2 separate regions of the Homo sapiens genome follow, and region 2 is linked to region 1. A link is a loop called in an ENCODE intact Hi-C map of the cell type or tissue named here. Cell type or tissue: heart left ventricle. All regions are shown on one strand. Each heading gives the region's core, and the rest is flanking DNA. Links, peaks and the distances in the headings are about the cores only. Region 1 overlaps INTS6 (integrator complex subunit 6). Region 2 overlaps DHRS12 (dehydrogenase/reductase 12).

The links. Hi-C counts contacts between places; a loop is a spot of excess contacts. Peaks named below come from ENCODE experiments on the same cell type or tissue, not always from the same donor. Only the 100,000 strongest peaks of a DNase experiment are listed, where the experiment ranks them.
Region 2: a loop joins it to region 1, with 4 times the contacts of the local background. A loop is called at or near these places in 41 of 110 quality-filtered maps.

Annotation. Positions count from the first base shown.
Region 1 is chr13:51,433,739-51,436,663 of GRCh38, forward strand. The region is part of intron 3 of INTS6 (integrator complex subunit 6); the gene reads right to left. Among named protein-coding and RNA genes, the nearest start is that of INTS6, 18 kb to the right of the region's middle. In heart left ventricle, for the core only: a CTCF peak has its summit at 1,435; no DNase peak of the experiment used is centred there.
Region 2 is chr13:51,784,675-51,787,599 of GRCh38, forward strand. All of the region lies in intron 4 of DHRS12 (dehydrogenase/reductase 12), which reads right to left. Among named protein-coding and RNA genes, the nearest start is that of DHRS12, 18 kb to the right of the region's middle. In heart left ventricle, for the core only: no CTCF peak of the experiment used is centred there; a DNase peak (open chromatin) is centred at 1,663; H3K27ac peaks cover 1,903 bases.

The DNA of each region.
Region 1 (2,925 bases), core at 124-2,623:
TTTTCTTAGACAACAAAACAAAGCTTTTAGTTGAAACTTGACTAGTCTTACACAAAATACTCTCCACAGAGGATACCCTTAAACGGGCCTGAAATTACTATAATAACAATAACATTACTGCTATCGTCTTGATAATAACAATAAAGCACTTATCTCATTTGACCCTAAAAAAACTTAGTGAGGTAAAATATTCAGGGAGATTAAATGATATAACTCAAGGTGGCCTAGATGGTGGCAAAGCCAGAACCTTATTAAGCTATTCTAATTCTAAAATCCACATGGTCTTTCTGTACCACCTGGAGGTCCTATTGGCAGCTGCTAAATTCTCTTGGACATAATTCCATACTAACCTGGATTGTGCCATATTTACCCAACAAGGAATGGCATTATAATCAGATTGTTTTGTTTTTAATATATCCTTTCTGCAATAAAATTAACTATAGTAAAACTATTCCTTTACTTGGTAGATTCCTGTGATTCTGTAATTACTTAGCCATTAATTTCTTGATGTATAAAATCAGTGTATCTTCCCCCAACACACACTGAAACAAAACACAATATATACTAATGTTTACTTTTAAAAACAATATAACTTCAACTTTCAGAGAGTATATACACAAACACAAGATAAAATAATAAGTTCTTTAGTGACTTTAAATTTTGGAAAAGTCAGATAAAGATCAAACATAGAAAAGAAAAAAGAAAAATATTATTATCATCCTCATTGTACCAATTATCCCGCCATGCCTAAGATTCTTTCCCCTCTAAGATTAAAGAGCTTAGTCAAGAATCACACTAAGAAAAGCAATAATCAGTTACTACAAAAATTAGAATAATGATTAAGTTAATGTAATTTATACACACAAGGTTGTTTTATTATTTCTTCAGGAAAAATGTGCCCCCATCTCTATTATATAAATGTTTGACATTAACAAATTTATTTAAGCATGAATTTCTACATCACTAGCAGAAAGTGAACATGTAGCTCCAAGAAAGTTTTCTTATATACTGTTTTGCACTGTTTTGTTGCTGCATAATGTCATCTTTCTCTGTCAACATTGTTTACCCAGCAAATTAAAAAAGTTTTAGTTGTCTGCCAGTATTGTTTTTTGTCATGTTTTACAAAAAAATAAAGTTTTAACACCTCCAAAGTCTAAATGAGAGTTACAACTTAATTACTGCAATATAATGTTATTCACTATCTGGTGTCAAGCCTACGCAATTTAATAATTCCCAAATCCTTATATTTAAGAGCAATTATTTTACATTGTTATTCCTAAGTAAGTATGTTTATAAAGTCACTCAGTTGGGAGACAATCCTTTAGAAGTTCTGTCAATATTCACCTTGGCCATAAAGTTATAAGTAGCCTTTATCATAATTATAATGATATATTTAAAACAAAAAAAAAATCTAAGCTCTGCTACAACAAAGACAGCCAGTAGAGGGACTAAAAGTTTACTTTTGCTATTAGCAGAATAAATTCACGTTTTACTCTCAGAGCAGTGGTTCCTGTCATAAAGAAATCCAAACATATCACTAGAAAATATAATGCAAAATATAATGTTCTAGCTCTAGAGCTACTTACTAACAGGAGTCAATCTGTCATTAAAAATTTTTCATTTTAATTTTGGTCAAAAACCTCAAGTAAGAGTTCTGCCACAAGATAATATAAAGCAAAACCTTTTACTTCACTTAAAATTTCCTATTATAGTTCTCTCAACAACCAATTACCATGGTGTTAAATTACTCAGTTAAAGCATAAAATCTCAATAATAAGAAAATTTAAAGAATTAATGTAAACAGATATTATCTATTATAACCTATGTTATTTTTGAAAGAAAATGCTTTTGCAATGTTACAACAAATTTTGAAAAAAAATTTTGAAAATACTAAGAAAAGGTAATTTCCTCCAAATATAAACTAACCTGATCTCAGGAAAACAATTATTTTCACTTACCTAAGAAACTGAAAATGTAGTGGAGGAGGGGCATAGGAATGCTACCTTACCCTTAAACGGGTCATAAAATCTTCTGATGTGCTAATCATGTTTGTCAAGTCAATAATTCATTGTCATTAATACTGTTAATTTTTTTAAAGGTGGAGGAGGTTCATTAAATTATAGGGATAAATACACAAACTGGGTAATAACATATTACAAACAAAACAGAATTACTTAAGTCAATAAAGGCCTAACATGCTTATATTTAAATCAATATTCCAAGGCCAGAATTACAAATTTCACATTTGTTTTAGATTTCAGTAAGATTATTATTTTTATTGTTAAAATCTCAGGTAGTGTAGTATAAATGAGTCTTTTGATGTCAAACTCTAAAATATTCATCTTAAGACATTAACCCTTGTAAAACCTTTGACCACATAAAAAAGATCTCTGAAGGATACGTTAGAAACTGATTAGCCATGGTTGCCTCCATAGAAAGGAAGTAAACAATTGGGTAACTTTTTATAATACTTCAACTTTTTTTTAACCATGTGCATTTATTATATGTTCAAAACAAATACTCTTCAAAATTAAAAATGTGTTTGGTATTCTAAAATAAAATCTGCTAGAATATAAAAATCTGGTAACAGAATACATTAAGGTCTACAGCTACAGAAAACATGTTAGAATTCCACAGTATAAGAAATATATTTTTAGTTTCAAGTAACTCCGTTACACGACTGTGTTCCGATACAATTCCTTTATTCAACCACGTAATTCCTTATGTTAAAAATACAACAGCATTAAAAACAGATGGAATACTATGACTTAAGCAAAAGTAGGGGGGAGTTCCATATATCTGTTTTAATGTAACGACTAAGGAACTCCATCCTGGAATTTGATTTAATAATAGACTGAAGAGTAATAATGTAAGAAATCGTAAGTCACCATAAGAACTGCAGAATCACTAAAGTTTGACTTTGTA
Region 2 (2,925 bases), core at 258-2,757, 350 kb after region 1:
TAAAGGTTATTGATAAGTAAGAATGCCTGGCACCAAACGCGTGCCCTGTCTAAGGAAGCATTCTGCCTTGGAAGCACTGTTCTCTGTTTTCCTCTGAGTCTCCATACCAAACTCCCTTCATGGATGAAAACAGAGTTTTACCACATGATTACTGAAATTATGTATGTGTCTAATTCCCCCACTAGGCCAGCAGTCCCTTCCATTTCTCAATCCCCATAACTGGCCACAGCATCTGGCATAAAATGGGCCCTTTATAAATGTTTATGTAACAAGCCAGGCGCAGTGGCTCATGCCTGTAATCCCAGCAATTTGGGGGGCCAAGGCAGGTGGATCACCTGAAGTCAGGAGTTCAAGACCAGCCTGACCAACATAGTGAAACCCCATCTCTACTAAAAATAAAAAAATTAGATGGATGTGGTGGCGTGTACCTGTAATCCCAGCTACTCAGGAGGCTGAGGCAGGAGAATTGCTTGAGCCCAAGAGATGGAGGTTGCAGTGAGCTGAGATTGTGCCACTACACTCCAGCCTGGGTGACAGAGCGAGACTCTGTCTCAAAAAAAACCAGAATGTTTATGGAACAAATAAGGTGCCTTTGTTCGTTAGGTATTTTGATTAATAAATAGTTAACATATTAAATTCAGGTGACCCGTTTTCAAAGAATTGGAATGTAAAAAAAAAAACAAACCCTTGTGGCAGATTATTGTTCAATATTCATTCTCTCCTCGCCACCTCTGTGGGAGAAGTACACTTCTCTGATTCTTGATTTGGAGCTCTGTGAAATGATTTGCTTTGATTAATTGGATATCTGCTGATTTCTGGATTGGTTAACTGGATATCATGTCCAGTTAATCAAAGGGGCTTGGATGCAAGCAGAGGCTTGGAATTGCTCGCACACCTGGGCCTCTGCCATTGCCCTGAGAATATACGTTGGCCAGAATATGCCTTGGTCCAAGGAGGATACAAGATATTTGGCACATACTCCATACCAAACCTGCAGCTTGGAGACACACAGCTGAGCCCAGCTGAGATCAGCCTGCTCAATAGATCTGCAGAAGAGTCAGCAAAAATGCATGCTTATCATTGTACACCCCTGAGATTTTGGAGTTGTTTCATAGCAATAGCTGATGATACAACCCTACACTAAAAAATGCCCCAACCACAATTTTGTTGTCCTTTGTTTAGGAAGTGAGTCACAGACTGGTTTTAGACTACCTCTGAGCCTCAGTTTCCTCATTTGTAAAATCTGTAAAATGGTTATGAGACTGAATGAGAGAATCCAAGAAAAGCCTTCAGTGCAGCCTGCAGCACAGGGACTGTGCTCAGTATGTGCTATTGTTATGAAAGCATCTCTGGACCTGGGGTCCCTGTGTCGAACAGCAGCTCTCACTAGTTACTGGGATGTGCCCGAGGAGGGTGCCACGTAACAGAATGTCAAGCGACAACACTCTGTCTCACGACGTACATCCTTCCAAAGTGACCTAAGGTGAACTTCCTCGCCTCCTGCCAAAGAGCTAAGGCACCACTGCCTGTTTATCACAGTCAATTAATTGGTGACGCAGCTGTCCTGGTGGAGATAGAATCAGTGTCCTCGTCTTGTGTCCTGTGGTGAGAGAGGCTAAGATGCGGGTGAGAGTTTTAATCTGCTAACGCTAGGCTGTGGCAGGCTGCCAGCAGGGCACTTAGCTCAGCCTCCCCGCCCTCCCTCTCCCATCTGTCTTCACTCCTCATGGACTCTTAATGCCACTGAATGCTAACAGGCAAAACGTATGTGACTGGAGGAGACCTGAAACAAAGGGGTGAGAACAGCCACCCAACAGAAGCTGTCTCCTGCAATCTCTTCCCCTCCATGGCTCAACTGTGCATCAACTGACCCAGGGCAGCTCGCTTTTGTCCCTCAGTAGGATATGAAAATCTCTCCAGGCCCCACCCGCCCCCGCAAAAGGCTAAGAATTATTCTTTCCAAACTATCTAATTCATACACTGTGATGTCTCAACAAAGCCGTGTGTAGGCATGGGTGCTGAAGGCATTTTGCATTTAACTATTCTACCAGCTTCAAAACCCTTAGGATCCAGTGATAAATCCTGCGAATGCTGAGGTTTACGCTCTCCTCAGAGTATCAGGAACCTACTGGTGTTTGGCTGGAGATTGCAAATGTTTCTGACAGCTCATGTGAATCTTAGAAAATAGAAAACAACCTATCCCACATTACATAATCAGGCCAGGAAAACATGTTTCATATTAGAAAGGCAGCCAGCAATTTTCCAGGACTCGGACAGGGGTCCAGGTTTTTTGTCTGGCCTGGTCCTGCTGAAGAATGACAGCACTTTAACCTCTCTGTATCTCCTTCTCTCTCAAGCAAAGACCCATGGAGCTGCCCCTCTGTGCTGGCATGCCTCTTTGTGTATTGTACTACTTCCTTCACTTGAGAGAGGATGAATAAATATCAAAGCCCGAGAATTATTACGCTTCTCAGAGAGGTTGGAATAATCAGTAAGATGTTTCTAACACAAACAGGAAATGAAAAGGAAGAGATAGCAAGGTCTTTAGAAGCAGGCTGGATCCTTACAAAGGTGCAACTTAACCAGCTAAATAATCAAATAGACAGCCCCTTTAGAGTCTATCAAGCCTGTCCACATTCCCAAGCAAGGCCAAGGTCCCCAGATTACCCTCCTTTTCATCTTCCAAAACCTTTAAGCTTCTCTGAGAGGTGCCCCCAAACCCCAGCCCAGCCTTCCCTGGCATAGCTGGTCACCCCCTCCCAGTACTTCTTAGCACTTATTTAGGATAACACGGTGATGGGGTGAGGGAGGACATGCTGGGATGGGTGGAACTGTGCACTGGTAATGAGCGTGGGTCGTGGAGGAAGTCAGACCGAGGTTCACATTCTGGCTCCTTCACTTGACCTTGGGCAAGTGAAACAATCT